Linked DNA regions of Mus musculus: region 2 is linked to region 1. A link is a loop called in an ENCODE intact Hi-C map of the cell type or tissue named here. Cell type or tissue: left cerebral cortex. All regions are shown on one strand. Links, peaks and the distances in the headings refer to the core of each region. The heading gives the core; the rest is flanking DNA. Region 1 holds the start of Adamtsl3 (ADAMTS-like 3). Region 2 overlaps Adamtsl3 (ADAMTS-like 3).

What was found. Hi-C counts contacts between places; a loop is a spot of excess contacts. Peaks named below come from ENCODE experiments on the same cell type or tissue, not always from the same donor. Only the 100,000 strongest peaks of a DNase experiment are listed, where the experiment ranks them.
Region 2: it touches region 1 in a loop (3-fold over the local background); 4 of 42 quality-filtered maps call a loop at or near these places.

The regions. Positions count from the first base shown.
Region 1 is chr7:82,334,748-82,343,080 of GRCm38, reverse strand. It overlaps Adamtsl3 (ADAMTS-like 3), which reads right to left and starts at 7,387. Exons shown (of 30, transcript NM_001190374.1): 1 at 7,171-7,387; 2 at 5,795-5,896. The coding sequence starts at 7,173. In left cerebral cortex, for the core only: CTCF peaks have their summits at 3,664 (motif pointing left), 4,329 (motif pointing right) and 6,767; DNase peaks (open chromatin) are centred at 3,678 and 7,811; H3K4me3 peaks cover 1,007 bases.
Region 2 is chr7:82,605,779-82,614,111 of GRCm38, reverse strand. Adamtsl3 (ADAMTS-like 3) reads right to left here. Exons shown (of 30, transcript NM_001190374.1): 28 at 7,529-7,626; 29 at 2,239-2,450; 30 at 1-1,720. The coding sequence ends at 1,614. Among named protein-coding and RNA genes, the nearest start is that of Saxo2, 39 kb to the left of the region's middle. In left cerebral cortex, for the core only: a CTCF peak has its summit at 4,284; a DNase peak (open chromatin) is centred at 4,278.

The DNA.
Region 1 (8,333 bases), core at 12-8,011:
TGTTTGTGTGTGCGTGTGTGTGTGTGTGTGTGAATGAACACATGTTCATGCATGTGGAAGCCAGAGGCCAACCTAGAGTATTGTTACTCAGGCATTGTTCACACGCCTACTTTTTTAAAAAGGGTCTATCATTGACCTAGGACTGGCCAAATAGTCTAGGCTGGCAGCAGGCCCCACCCCCAAGAGATCTGCCCGCCCCCCCCCCCACACCCAGTGCTGGGATCACAGGCATGTGCCATTATGGCTGACAAGTTTATGTGGGTTCTGATGGCTGCACTCAGATCCTCATGCTTGCTGTGGATATCAAACAGTTTGCCAACTAAGCCATGCCGTTACTTCTTTAAATAAGCAGGCATGCTAATATTCCAAGGTCAGAACTGTGTACAGGGATGCTTAGAGGTTGGAAGAATTTGGGATGATATTGTTCAGCTAAACCTTTGTCCTTTCCTGGGCTTCTCACGCTTCCATCCTGAGTTCTGCCACTGTTGGTTTTAACTCGAAGTTAAATTCAAAAGAGAGGACTTCACTACATTGTCAATTACTTTTATTGTTACGATAGCTAGGCTTCCTAATTCTAAAAGTGCTTTCAGAGGAGAATTCTCTTAAGTGTCTAAATGGCTGCTTGGAGAGCAATGGGTTTCTGCGAATTTGGCCACAGTAATTTATAGCATATATTGGCTGGGGCTCTTCAGCACTGACAAATTCCAGGAAGTAATTGCATAAAATACTTGGAGAGGAAATTGCTTTATGCTTCCATGCTATTTATGGAAATTAGCATCTTTGTAAAAATAAAGCAAGAGGGATCACAATCGTAAACCCTGAAATGTAGCCTCCAGGATGCTCGCTTGGGCTCGCAGACCATTAGCGATGCAGTGTGAGAATGCTGCTCTTATGAAACAGTTACATGTCATTGTGGCTCACTTCTTCCCCTTGTAGTGTTAATCTCTTGCTTTCTCTTAGAAGCAGCCTGTATAGACTCAGATATGCTGGCGAGCAGTTCATGGAGAAAAATCTTGTCATTCCATTTAATCTCCCAAAAGCTATGCACGTCCCTCTTCAGTGTCTCAACTTTCTTTGATTCCCCCAAAGCCCCTCAAACCTAGTCCTTCAAAGTGACCAAACATGTCCCAGGATCAAGGTGAAACTGTTGACTTCTTCCCCTAAGCCTAATTCAAAACCTAAAGGAATTTTACAGTTTTTCTTATTTTTTCTCATTTCCACCTGAACCCTTACCAAGCTCTGTCCCCGTCTAAGTGTGTTCTTAAGGGCCCCTGCAGTCATCGAATCTTGTTCACAATTAGCCTCTCACTACCTCTGCAATCCAAGACTCGCCATTTCCAGGTGGGGCTAGTGCCAGCAGCCTCCCAAGCAACAGCTGCTCCAGTGAGCTCCCAGGAGTGCACAGTCCTGACATGCTTCCTGCCACCTGATCGAGTCTCCAGAGACCCTGTGCTGCCTACAGAGTTCGTAGAATGTTCTTCAGGCTCCTCCCCAAGGCAGGCACAGACTGACCCCGTTCATCTTTACCTCCTCCTAACGCTTCCTGCCTGGTTTCAAATGCATGACGTCTGGAAATCCAGAGGAGGAAACAGAGTTGAGAGGCATTTCTGGGCTGGCAACTCTGACAAAGAGGGTATAGGGCAAAGACGGCAGGAGGGACATTTGAATATCCTGGGATCTGTGGCTAGTCCATAGTGAGCCAGGAAGAGAGAGAAAGAGTAGGAAAATCTGGGACTGAGGAGACAGCTCACTGAGTGAAGTGCGTCCTGCACAATCATGATCTGCCTTCAGATCCTTAGCACCATGAAGGAAGCTGCTCCCAGCACTGTGTGCTTATAACCCCATTCCTGAGGGAGTAGAGACAGGAGGGGCCCTGGTCAGCCTGTCTACCCAATCAACAAACTCCAGATACAGTGGGAGACTCTGTCTCAGAAAATAAGGTGTAAAGTCGTTAAAGATACAACCTCTGGACGGACACACACACACACACACCATAATTTGCATTCAGAATGAGTGTGTGTCTTTTCTGCTCAGACTCCATCAACACAGCTTGGAATATTTATTCAAAAATCACACAGAAAGTACATTCATGACACGAAACCTGGAGTAATGGGAAAACTACTTAGAACCAAAACAAAATGGAGCGAAGGAAAGGCAGAAAGAAAATTAAATGTCCAGTGAAGCACATGAGCCTAAGGAAGAACGACTCTAGGGAAATGGCCAAACAGTAAGCAAGGATGTGAGTTACATAGATGTTCACTACACACCATGAGCAGTAGGGCAGGTGCAACTGTTCATGTCCACAACCCTAGTGCTGTGGAAGAAATGCAGACATTTGGAGCTTACTGGCCACACAGTTGACCAATCAGAGAGCTCTGAGTTCAGTAAAAGACTCTGTCTCTGTCACAAAAGAAGAAGGATAGTGGAAGATACCCAGTGTCAAACAATGTCAAACTCCAGGATGCACACACACACACACACACACACACACACACACACCTATATAAACACATACACACATGCACACACAAAACATATGCATGTGCACATACATATACACATATGCACACACACACGAACATGTACACACATGCACATACACACAACACTTACAGAGAGATGGGGATGAGAGGCAGATCGAGAGAGAGAATCAAAATAAAACATATGTGTGTATATATACATAAATATGTTTATATAGTTTTATTAATTAGAAATCTTAGATGAGTTTTGTGAACTGAAGTCCAGGTTCACCAGGGCCAGTTATACCTGTGAAGACTGCATGGGAGAAATCACTCCTTGCCTCCCACCTTCTAGAGTTTTCCAGCATCCCTTAGCTCCTGGCTGCATTACTCTTCCAGTGTCCTTGGCGACCTCTTCTACTTCCTCTACCTCTACTTCATCCTGAGCCTCACCCACTACGAGAAGTGCTGGGCTAACTTCCCCAACCCCAGCATCCACACTCACATGCCAAAGTCTCTTTTGTCACATAAAGAGCAAGGATGTCTTCTAGGGATTAGGACGTATGGACATATGTGGGAGCCATTATTCAGCCTTCCACACTTTCCAGAGGCTTCTGTTCCTTAGATGCAGTGGCTCTGTCAATACCACAGCGGTCAAAACAATAGAAGCTTGGCAGGGCAGGGGAGCAACTGCTGTCTTCACTAGGAACATCAGGTCCTAAGGAAAGATCCAAAGCAACAAACAGCAAGCTGCCAGGGCCCAGTAGGCAAGGAGAGAGACCTTTCCTACGCCTGGGTGGGAGGAGCCTTCAGCTTCACCAGGTCAAACCCTGAGCCTGTCACAACTTGTAACCAGAAATCACAAGAGTTTACACTTTCCGAGATTTAGTAATAAGAATCTCATTTTAAATAGTTAAATAGGATGCCCCAGACTTCTTACAGCTCTGCTTCACACACCTGAATGTCTTCCACCAACTAAGTACCTTATAGCCCATCTGGAGACAAGGGGAACAAGACCTTGAGCACAATCCCAACATTAAAATCATAAGACTGATGGAAAACTTCTTGCAACGCTCAAATGAGCCTGGGGGGTGGGGGAATACCAGAGACAGTCCTGTCCACTTCTGTAAGAACCTGCTTTGAGAAGATAGCCCCTACCTAGAAGAGGTGCATCTTCTCTCCTCAGCTCATGTCTCTTGAGCGCCCCCTACAGCTCCATAGCAGAATATGCAGGTACAATGCTAACCTCAACTCCCGCAGCAATAGAAGTTGACATTCATTGCCCACATCCTTGTTTTACTTCACCTTTTATCACCTCACAGTGCATTTCCTCTTGCAAACAATGTTACAGAGTGTGCACTATTCTGAGTCCCTCTCTACAAGTGTGGAAATAGATGCCATGCACAGATGTGTGACCCAGCCATACACACGGTGTGCTGCTGGCTATCCCAGCAGTGGGTGGCACGGACGACTTAGACCATTATCCTAACGCATGGAAACCGCACTGCCACAGGCGCACAGATATGGGAAAATCCAAAGAGGTCGCTGAATGATTCAACCCGGGTAAATGCCCCCTCGGGACATACTTAAACCACACCAAGGTGGTACAGAGGGGACAGGGCAATGGGAAATACTCTGCCTAAGGGGCTCTGTCCCACCTGACTAGGAATGACATTTCGTGTGTCCTACTTCAGATCCTTTGATGACATGGAAAAGCAAGTCATCTGCTTTCACAGCACTGCACCGTGCTCTCCAGAGAAACCCTAAACCACACCCTCAACCATAACTTTTTAGAAGACATATTTTATTTTAAATTATGAGTATTTCTGTATGTGTCTATAGGGTGGGTGTATGCACATAACTGCAGTTGACCATGGACACCAGCAGAGGGCGTCAGATCCTTGGGAGCTGGCTGTTACCCACCACGTGCAGGCAGCAGATGTTTTAAACCACTAAACTTCTTTCTCTCCATCCTTTTAGCCTTTCTTCTAACAAAACATAACCATTAAAATATGGCCACAGAAGAACACTGTAAAACGGGATAAAGGGGATGATGTCCCTCACTAATCAGTTGTGTGTGAGCCACAGAATTGATGGGGTACTGAAAAAGGCTTAAAGGCAGTAAATCCAAGAGACTACAGCAAGAGGAGCACACACCCCCGCTTCATTTACCCAGAGTATAGATTTTCATCCATGCCTGCATGCTTGTTTAACCGACTTAAGCCTTTAAGTACTAGGCTGTCTGCTAAGATCGTGAGGGTGCACAGACCACAGCCAGAAGTGAAATCCTCAGGGAAGTGTTGTCTTGTTCTAAGTCACATAAGACGTTGCACGGGATTAGCAGCCACCCTCAGGACACGGTATTAACTGAAATGTTCCCTGCATTTTTAGGTCGGGGGCCCACACACTTCTTGGCTGAATCCAACCGCAAACATATTTGTCTGGATCTCACTTTGTTATAAACCAAAGGGTTGTGGAAGAAATCTGGACGCCCCAGCTATCTTGAAATACAAGAAGGCCCAGCAATCCAGGACTTGCATTTCCATTTAGCAGTGACAAACTGGAGTCAGGCAGGAACTGTTCTTAGTGGAGGGAAATCGAGGGTCCACCTTGTTGCCCTCTGTACCACTCCCCATCGTTTCCTTGGCAAACCCAGCAAACTCCCTTAGCTGTAAACAATAGACAAGTAAGAGTGCAATCCATGAGCTCAGCTTCTCAGGTTGGATGGAAAAGACAAGAGCCTAGAGAAATGGTTCCCAATCTATGGGTTGTGATCACTTTGGGTCACATGGGTCTCCTAAGGCCATCAGAAAACACAGGTATTGACATCATGATTCATAACAGTAGTAAGCTTAGTTATGACATAGCAATGAAATAATTTTATGGTTGGGGGTCTCCACAACATGAGGAAGAGTATTAAAGCGTCACAGCATTAGGACAGGACACTTCTCTAGAGAGAGATCCACACAATAGCGGGGTGTGTTAACAGTGAATCCAGAATAGTTATTTAGTTAAGCTAGTGTGGGAATCAGACTCTTCCTGAGTTCTAACATATAGCTTCTCCTGGACAGCCACTCTAGTCGGGAAAGACAGGGTCCACCCAAGCCCCCAAGTCACCAGTAGTGAACGGGCCCACACGGTATCAAGTTCCTGCTCTAGATCCAGAGAGGATCCCAGATCTTTGAGCTTTCCTTACAGAGAAGCCAACCACAATACCATCTGTATAAGATTCTCTAGTGCAGCATTAACACTGATCCTACATCTTACATGGACTAGAATACTATTCCTATGCAAAGACAGGCATACCCAGCATTCTCGGTGGCCCATTCTATTACCTGCAGAAGACCAGAGACCGTAAAGATCATTCGTGTCAGCAGCCACCAGGATCCTGTCCAGGAAGCCATGGGGTCCAATATCATAGGAGTCTCCCTCACAGCCTACGAAAGAAAAGACAAAAAGAAAATGCCTCGTTTGCAACTAGCTCTGGCTCCAGAGGCAGAATCTGTAAGCTAAGGAGCCAATCAGAAGGCAGGGACCCTGAAGCCCAAGCAGTGTCTTAGAAACGTTTGTGTTGGCCCAGGATGGGATTGTCTGCTGCAGAATGAAGGCAATATGGGGCTCCCTTTAGGATGAGTCCCCCAAGATCAAAAAGGGGAACGGAGACTGCCTCCAGTCAGCAATTCACCCATCCCTCCAGTGCTCCAGCAGTAGGGACAACCCTGCCCCAGACACCTCCTAGCCTGTTTGTCAGCACCAGAGTGTGGCTTTTGGGGGCGGGGGGGGGGCTGGGGGTTGTGGGGAGGACCAGCCTAAAGCCAAGAGTTAGGGCACCTGCCAGCTTTAATTCCTTGAGGCAAAAATGAGTCTGAAGCCAATTAAACTAGACCAGAGAGGGAAGAACCCTGCCTAAGGGCACACAGCTAAACAGAGTCTAGGATAGGAACGCAGATTGGATAGTTAGAGGAATTTCTCACTAGATGATAGAATGCCTTCTGCTTCCAGACCTGCCTTTAAGAGAATTCTGGGGGCCACAGTCTTGCGGAGTGTAATCTCTTAAAGGTGAGGAAGAAGTAAGCCCAGGAGGGCTACGAGGACCGTTTTCCCCAATGTGTTTTCCTGTCAGTTTACAGGGAACTCAGTTTGAGCGGAGACTGGAAAAGCCGAGGTCACACTCGACTCCCGCTTCGCCTCGCGGGCGCCTTGGCGGTGTCGGTGTCCGGGGGCGGGTCGGTGGCTTCTCTCCATCTGGAGAAAGCATTAAGGCCTGGCTTAATGCGATCCGCAAATGTGCTGCTGTTTCCGACCTGAGGCGGCGACTCTGGGACGAAGGGAGGCGGCCAGGGCTGGGCCCCAGGACCACGCGCCCCTCTCCGCTGGCTCGCACACTTCAGCGCCCGCCACCCTCACGCCTCCTTTCCCTGGCGTGCGTCTCCTCTCGTTTCTCTGCGCTTCAAGCATGCGAACCTCACTCAGTAGCCAAACCTCCGGACCTTCAAACACTGCAAGCTAAGATCAGCCCGTAGTCCGCTGACCCCGCAGGGTATCCCCCATCATCCAGAGCACCCCTCGCTCGCAGAGGACCAGGAAAGGTTCTGTCCAACATTCCCGGATCCTGTAGCGCGCCTGCCTGGAGCTGTCTAAGCCCCATAGGGCAGTGCTCAACCAAGACCTTATTTTCCAGTAGCGTTCCCATCAACTTGCTCCACCTTACCATCCTCAGAGAGATGAATCCCTGGATCCCCCGCGGGTGTTTCCAATCCGGAGTCGCAGCAGCGTCTGACGGTGCAAGGAGGGATGCGCGCTGCGAGACAGTGGCGAGCAGCGCCGACTCGGCGACACCTCGTGCGGAGCGCGGGATCCCGACGGTCCCCGACGCCGGCCTCCAGCTCGCGCCGCCGCCAAAGTTAAATGGGGCTGGGACGCGGCCGCCCCGCCTGTCCCGCCCCTCCGGGCGCGCGGAGCGCAGTGCTGGCCCCGACCCAGGGGCGGAGGGCGCGCGCCGCCACCTGCGCCGCCCGTCCCGCAAGTGCGCGCCGCGTCTAGGGTACCGTCAGTCCCTCCCGCCCTGCGTCCTCTGCCCTAACCCAGGGGCGCTGGGAACGCGGGGACAAGCGGGCCACCGAGCCGCAGCCAGGCGGCTCGGAGCGCTCGGGGCCGCCGCGGCCACGGCGAGACTCCGCTGGAACGCTTCTCCGCCCGCTTCCTGGAAGCCACTCCTTGCCCTGGGCCTGCAGCCAGGCCTGGTGCCAGGAGCTCCGGCTGCCGCCGGCGGCAGCGCGCTCTGGGGAGGCGTCCGCTGCGCCACGGGCCAGCCAGGCCAGCCAGACCAGTGCGAGGATGCCACCCTCTCCCAGCACCACCGCCAGACCCCGGGGACCTCAGCTGTTAAGTAATACCCTGCAGAGGCTGCCCAGAGTCTACCCACTCCTGCTGGTAGCCTTAGGAGCTTGACCATCACCCATTCAAACAGCCCCTGCGGTCTTGGTATAATTGGGGACCATGGATGACCCAGCAGGGACACCTAAACCTGAGACCTAGAGTCCCTGGTAGGAAACAGGTTTGGGTCCCACAGAAGTCCAGACCTGTCAGGAAATAAATACAGCTACAGCCCCGGGGCCTAGAGGTTTGGAAGAGAGGTGTCCCAGTCATGAATGGAGGAGGGTTGAGGGCACCTTGAGCACTTCTGAAGGAAAGAAAAGCCATGGAAGAGACATGGGGGCTTGGCTTCATCTCAGCAATAGGAGTCAAGGGCCAGGTGTTCCATTTAAGGCACCATTGTGCCTCCCGTATTGCTGCTCCCTTGAGTGATGCCACTTTGTCAAGTGGTATGTGTAGCCAGCCTTCCCAAAAGCAGTCGTTCCTAGAGTTATCTTA
Region 2 (8,333 bases), core at 70-8,069, 270 kb before region 1:
GTCCAACAATCGTATGTGATTGCTGACTAACAACTCAAGGGCTGGTGTGCTTCTTCCTGTCCCTGTCTGTTCCAGACCACCAAACCCTCCACCTACAGTAGTGTTCATCCCAGTGTCGGTGAGGCTGAAGTTGGAATGTGAGAGAGACCTGTGCTCAGAAGATGGCAGAGAGGCTCAGCAAGCCTCTCTACAAACAAACCCAAAGCCACAATGTGCCGTTCACATGTTGATCAGGAGGTAGGTCCAACACAACCTGCCTCAGGAAAGGTTGTGTGCCAGGAGGCCGTGGGTGCTATGTGTGCAAGCAGCCGGGACACCGAGTAAAGAAACAGGACCACTTATTTGGGGTTGTGCAGCATCTAAAGCTACAACTGGTAAAATATCATGGAAAGGTCCCCATAGCCAAATCAGTTGTAGGAGGTGAACTTGGATGCTAGCCTGACCCTTCCCAAGGAGCAAAAGTTTACTCCAATGTCACGAACAGCAGCCTTGGATGTAGAGGCCCAACCCTAAACGGTAGCCCTTAACTTTAAAGGCAGCCCTGGTCTTAGCCCTAATGTACCTTCCTTTCTCACCTAACCGAATCCTAGTGCTAGTCCAAGATGAATTCAGCCCTTCTTTCCCAAAGCACAACCCAAATCCCAGCTCTAATTCCTAACCCCCAAATTGTTATTTCACCATAATTCTAATGGACTTTGGACTTATCTACAAAAATCGGCTCAAATGAAAATAATCATTTACCATAAACAATTCTTTCAACTATTACATTTTCTTATTTAGATTAATCTCTTATATACTTTCTAAAATAAAAATCCCCAGGAATATTACTGTATGCATAAATTACATCTAATAAGGCTTGGATCTCTGTGTGCAATAGTGCTTAGATAAAGTTTCATTCACAGCTCTTAAAAGAAAGCTTTGAATATACTTCAACATCAGTAGAAAAGGTTAGCTTTTCCTCTTCTTTGATTTCCAAGATGCCTTATTTGGCCACAGATAGGCTTCCGTAGTTATGAAAGTGGCAGCTGTACCTACTGTGTTTTCTTCCATAGATGCTTTAAGAGTGAAGACAATGTTATCTGTGGAGAATCCTTGGCTCGGTTGGTGTTATAAGCTGTCCAGTGAGGTTGTCTCCTCTTCACATAATAAACATAAGGATCTATAGATATGCCTTTAGTGCCAACATTTGAAAGGCTACTGGCCAAAACCTTTAAAACATAAATACTGCATAAATGTGTTGAAACTCTACAACTTGAGCGAAGTCCTCAGTTGCAGACTTCAGGATGTACCATTCTTCGCTGGTTTACAAAGCACAGCAGGTGATGATGTGTTTGTGATGAGGTCCCGAGAGCAACACATTGCTGTTGATGCATTTGTGTTAGTCCTAAACTATATCCTTTATAGGAACTGGAATGAAAAAAAAAAAAAAAAAAACAACCGCTGGAAAAGTTAACCTTATAAAATTGTATCGGGTACTGTTTCTGCATTAACCTCCACTTGATCATCGTGTCTAGAGACTTTAAGAGTACGTGGTTTTGAACCAGGGATACTGGGAAAAGAGCCTCTTTAGCTTTAGCTTCTCAGCACAGCAGCATCACAACCTTGCCAAAGCTTTACCCTTCTTGACATGACTGGCAGCACCTTTGTCTGTAGACGGCCAGAGAGCACAGGTTAAGGTGCTTTACGAACATACAGTAGTGAGTTGTGTCCGTGCAGTTTCCTGAAAGAACAAAGAGAGAAAAGAATCCATAGCATGGGTTCATTAGAGCGTGAGCAAGTAAAGAGGCATGCCTGGGGCTCCTGCTCTGCACTAATGTTAGGCACACAGTGGGCTTACTTCTCCACAGGGCCAGTGGCTTCCTGTGACACCCTGAGCACTCCTGTGGTCACAGGTCCTCTCACCCACGTGACTTCTCTCAGTGCTGAGGGCAGAGGTTACTTTTTGTAGGGTCATGGGCTCCTCGGAAAATTTATGAATGTCTCATACTTATCCCATGCAAGAGTAACAGGAAGTTACATTCACTATGTAATGTTAGGACATTTGTTCACCTATATGAGCACCATTGGCTTGCTCTTAGCAGAGGAGACTGCAAAGGAAAATGTGTGTGGAATGGCTGCTACTACTTTAAGAATCAATGCTGCAGCCCACAACCCCTCCCCTGGACAAGGAAGGCACATTAGTGTCCCGGTTTTGACCAGGCTTCTTGGGAACTGGTGATACCTGAGAGGGGTACGTACTATCACAGGAAGGCCCGAGACAGTGCCTCCAGGCAGCTGGTTTCACCTGCACACAGTATCTGTCCGCCACAATTTTGCAGCTCCCTGTGTGAATGCAGTCGACTTTGCGAGACTGGAAGCCCCTGCCACAGACTGCTGTACAGGGCTTCCAGGGGCCCACACGCCAACATGCTTCACATGGCCCCAAGGTGCAGTTCCTTCCAAAGGCAGGTCTGAAATGAAAAGAAATAAATATGTGTGTGTGTGTGTGTGTGTGTGTGTGTGTGTGTGTGCAAAATGGGAGAAGATGCCACTGTTTTCTGGCATTGATCAAGCCCTTTCTCCTTCTCTGAATTTAATGTACTAAAGGCGTCCTTAGAAAACTGATTTGTACTGTTCATAGCTGGCTAAGCAGAGTAGTGGGGCAATCTGACCATAATAAAGATAATTAGATACTTCAGAATACAGACTGTTCCCTGCATTAGATATGCTAGGAAGGCTCTGGAAATTGACAGAGACATTTGATTAAAAATGAAGAGCTACTAGAAAATAGTCAACAAACACTTATCTAAGGCTTAGAGTGTCAACCACATGGGTATAAAACAGAAGAAATGGATGAAATGAAGTTGAAGCCCGCAAAGAGGACCAGCAAGTCGCAGAGCTGCCACGTGTGAGGCAGGAAGAGAGCAATGCTCTGTGAGATACCAGTGGTGAGTGCTTGCATGCAGGTGTATGCAGGGAAAATCAATGGGGTGTGAAATCAACGCAAAGGATTCCTGACCACCAGGGAAGGCTTTGGTCTTCCACTGATGGCCAGCACAAGTTCTATGCATCTTAGTGTGTTCTATCTAGAACCGAGGCCTGAACTGGGCATGGGGGAGGGGAGCATGCCTGTTAACTCCAGCTACTTGGGATTCTGAAGTAGGAGGACTCAGAGGTCAAGTTCTACCTCAGCCACAGAAAGCACAAAGGGCCTAGGTTCAATTCCCAACAGTGGTATACACACACACACACACACACACACACACACACACACACACACATTTAACCCCTGCTTCTATGCCATACAGTTTAGAGTAATAGTGACATCATTGTCCAATACCTGAGGCTGAGCATACCCTCACCTCAAAACATGACAAAAAAAAAAACAAAAACAAAAACAAAACACAAAACCCACAAACCACAGCCAACAAGCTGCATGCTCCCAGGGACTTCCAATTTCAAATTAATGCATAACCCAAGAGTGGACTCTCCTGGCAATCTAGAGCCGATGAGTTTAGGCAAACGAGAGTTACTACTATGATAAGTCACTTGAACATCGTTCACAAGCCTTATGTTGCTGTTACTAAGCCCTGAAAATACTGCACTATGAACAAGAATGCATATGCCAGCAACCTCACCTGCCCAATGGTGTGTGGTCAGAGTTACATCCAGGCCATGTGTAGATTTGTAACCAGTGAGTACAGAGACCAAATCTATTTGGAAAGTGGAGTCTAAAACACAAAGAAACTAGTGGTTGCTGATGTTTGGAAAGATCATGACCTCAGAGGACAGCATCTCAGCAGATCCACTTTTAGGGATTTTTTTTTCCTGTTCCCTAGGACATATTGCCATGGAAGGTATATGCAGAAGGTAGGAGACAGTCTCTGTTCCCAAAGATGACTGGGAAAGGGTCCTAAAGTGAAGTGATTCAGTAGTTGCCTTTCTCTTTGAAATCTGGAAGATGTGGAACAGGCATGAAACTTGTATAATAGTGTCTGCCACATAGACCAGAGAGGTGGAAGGCTGTTTTTAAAAAAGTCAAGAACAAAGCCAAATACAAAAAGCTGCAGAGCTGAGAGAACAAGCCAATGACTTCCCATTCTCCAGATATCGTCCTGCTGGATCTGCTCAAAGCCTATTGGACACTCTGGTCATTACTGTAACTAATTTTACAGTTTATTCAGCATCTCTTCTAAGGGATATTGAAATATCATTGAAAGGGCAAGTAAATGGAGAAACTTGTGACAACCTTACTCATGAAGAAGAGTGTTATACAAAGTGGAAGCGATGCTTGGATTTGCCAGTAGGCGGAGACACCATCAAAGGGTTTAACTAGGAAACAATGCTCTACCAAACTGGTTATACATTTTAAAAGAGGAGCCAGGGAGGATTGTCCTGCTAATTTCTTTTGTTTTCCCCAGTGGGTATAAATCTTAATTCCCAAAAGTTGAGTCACTTTGACCAACAGTGAAGACTGAATACTCTCTAGCCTTCTCCTGCTGCAATGGTCAGATATCTAAAAAACAAACAAACAAACAAACAAACAAAAACAAACAAACAAACAAAAAACCCAATTGAACACACATTCAAAGAATAAAATTAACAGGGTAGTAAACAGAGGATATAAAAGTGTTAGGTGATCCATCTTATTAATAAGTCTTTGCTCTCTCTGCAGAAATTCTTCAAAGTTGGCTTCTGTTGTCTCCAATCTAAAGAGACGTAAGTAATTCAAGAGTTTCCTCTTGGTTGAAGGCAAGTCCTTTCTAAATACAAAGGATGAGAGGTCCAGGGTGCTGTTAAAGCAACAGGAGGCCAGGACTTCTCACTGGCTGAAAAAGATGCAGAGGGGCATCTATTTTGAGAGCAGGGACAAAATGGCTTGGAATGGGGACATCCAAGTCAAATGGAGATTGTACAAATAACACTTAATACAGTTGGGTCTCATGTGTTTACCAATGTATGATGGCAGTAGGAATCCTGAAGTGACTAATCTACTCATTTGCCTCCATCTCTCACTCTATCCCTGCTTCAAATAATCCTTGTGCCACCAGGAAGATCAATTCTAACGGCTGTCAATGGTGCCCAAGCCTGGCTATTTATCAGAAATAGACACAAGAGGACAAAGATCTAGGCCTTCCCAGGATTTTCTGACTCCTAGACAAGGCTGGAAATAAAAAACAAGGTTATAAAGCTTCAGAGAAACTCTCCTCAGCAGCTCTCTCTACTAACCAACTTAATTCCCTATTCACAAACCACCAGACACACGAGGCAAAGTAACATCGTAACTCGAAAAACAGCAGGTTATAATATAGGTCAGACAATCTGTCAGATAAAACCATACAAGTAAAAGGCACATGACACCTCACACACAAGCACAGCCCTTGGAAATTTCCATATATGATTCAAATCAAATCTATTCTTCCATTTTACTTCCATATCCTTTGTGTAAGATCCAAACTGATTAGAGTCAGAACCTCCATGCCTCCTTTTCCTTCTTTTATATTTTCTGCTTCTTGCTTTTGCTGATTGCTGATTTTAATTGAACTTGTAAGGTTTATCCAAGGACCATAAGGATTTAATATATAATAAATATAATAATATAATAATTTAATATATCATATATTCAATATATATGAGAGAAAGGAAGGGAGAGACAGAGGGGGAGAGAAGGAAACAGAGAGAAAGAGAGAGAGAGAGAGAGAGAGAGAGAGAGAGAGAGAGAGAAAAGAGAGAGAATGCAATGAAGAAGGAGAAAGTGAGTTGAGCACATAGCCCACATTAAAGGTTTTGGTGAGCCTTCATCAGTAGTAGTTGACTAGGTTTGCATGTGGACCACTCCCTTGATATGTAGCATGGAGACTGGGCTGGTAAAAGGCAGGATGAAGAGAGGGAGACCAACATGATTTCTGTGCTGCTAGACCACATAAGAGGTGATGGTGCTTTGGTCAGGGTGATGGTGGGTGAAATGAAAAATAAAAGGAAGGTGGATTCAAGAAAGGGACCACAAGGGATCAAAATGTATATAAAATGTTACAGAAAACAACTCTATAACACTGACTGAAAATTGAAAGATTAAGAACCTATCAATGCCAACGAGAATGGAGATAATTCTCATATTGTATACATAGTTTGATGGTAACTTGGAAATATCTAAATGGACACACGTATGAATTCACTTTGATTTCTAAATGTCTACTACATAACAATGTAACTCTCTGAGCATAAAGACATACATTCTACGAAGTTTACTGCAACATCTGTTTGTAAAAGCAAAAAATTGAAGCAATATACCACCAAAGAAACAGCGGAATATTAAATATCATGCTTAAATAGAATAAAGTCAAGATGTGCTAAGATACAACATGTTTATAATCTATTCTTAAATATAAAATCAGGTTTCAGAAAAATATGTATATTATGTTCAAATAAAAGGCTCCATCCATATAAGCATTTGTGTTGTAAAGATAGTCTTTATGACTGCAAAGGAAAACATCTGGGATGGTGCACATCTGTGTGTGGTCTCTATCTTTGCAGTAAAGCAGGAAACTAAGTTGTCTGTTGAGAATGAGGGCAGCTGCTCCAAACATTTTCCATTTGAGAATGGTTCTGGCTTGAAATCACCTTGTGGGAATAGGAAATATTGCTGAATCTACATTGCCAAACCTTACTGAAGGCTCAGAACAGTAACCAAGCCAACAGTCAAGGTCATTCCACTTCCTTCAGCAGGATTCTGTGTGGGGGGCATTAAGAAAGAATCAGATACAGGGTGTCCTTTATGACCAGGACGGCTCAGGGACTGACTCTAGGCTCGCTAATTGTAATTTAAGTTGAAGTTTGCATGGATGATAATATTCCACGTGCAGACTGAGACACTTAGGTATTCGAAGGTCACACAATAAAGAATGATGGAATGAAAGTTTCCTTGTGTTGAATAACTTGCAAGTTCCCTCACACTTGCTGATGGCTGAGATGTTATTACCTAAGGTAGTAGAGCCAGCTAGCAGAGGGATGCTGGCCATCCAGATACTCTCCTGAGTCAAGCTCAAATCTACCACCTGTCCATTCAGATTTTCATGCAAAAGAAAAAACAAACATCCCCTTTGAAAACTAAAATGTTTATTTTTATTCTCTGCTATATCATTATGCTAATATCCAAATCAACACAGCTTCTAATAGGAATAAATCATTCTTATTTATATAAGTTATAAATATATATTATACAATATATTTATAATATAATATATATTTATATAAATTATAAGTATATCCTACATAATATATTCAAAATATATATTTATATATAAGAATATACATATGTAAATAAATATATATTTTTTAAAATCTATTTTGGGTGCTACATTTTCCCCCTTTAGAGTATTTATTGGCCATATTTCAGTATAATGTATACTATTGAGAATGGCACTAAATAAATCATAATTGAATAGGAATTTTCAATTATGTCAGAAACAAAGAATAATTCCATTTCAGGCAGTTTTGTCCCCTGGAGGTTCCAGGGGAGGTGCATGCTGCGCTGGGGTGGGGTCAGTACCTCCTTCCGTCCTCACAGTCAGAGCTGGAGCTGTTGTGGGAACAAGCAGTGTGGTGGTGCTGCATCCTCGTGGCATGGCCCATGCAACGTCCAGGACACTAGAACAGAAGGAAGCACAGAACAGTGTCTCAAGTGCCCTGAGTGCTCAGGCTCACTGTGTGTACTGAGACCTGGGCTGAGGTGGACCAGCCAAGGACAAGCTCCAGGGACCAGCTGTGAGTTAGAAGAAGTGGATCATAGCTCTGCAGACAGACCTACGCTTCTCCCCAATTCTTTAATCCCCTGAAGCTCAGGAAGAAGGGAGAAGGGTGGGATCAACTCTGAATTATTAGGCTTAAGTATGGAAATGGATATATTTAAACCAAGAAGTGAAGGCCAAGTTTGGTTTTTTTCTGCTCTGAGCAAAGGTGGAGGTACCTGTGCTAAGGCACGTTCAGCTACAGGAGAAGCAATTCAAGTCTGATTTGCAGCCCTTGAAGTTTTGCATAGCCATAATGCCTATTCATTTTCCTCATAATCATATTATGCATGGAAAAGACTTTTACATTTTTATTACTGTACAAGGAGCTCCCCAGCCAGGGCAGAAGTGTGTGGAGTACGTTCTAAGTGAATTCTGATTTTGCCTACTACTTTTACCTTTCTTAACCCATTTCATATAATCTTTTAATCTCATAGCTGTAGTTCATTGGGCTTTAATTCACTGGCCATGTAATTATTAATCATTTAAAACACACATTGTAATGGCTTTCAGGTTTGCCACACTATAGCCAAGTTTGGAACATTATCATCATCTCTCACAGAAACC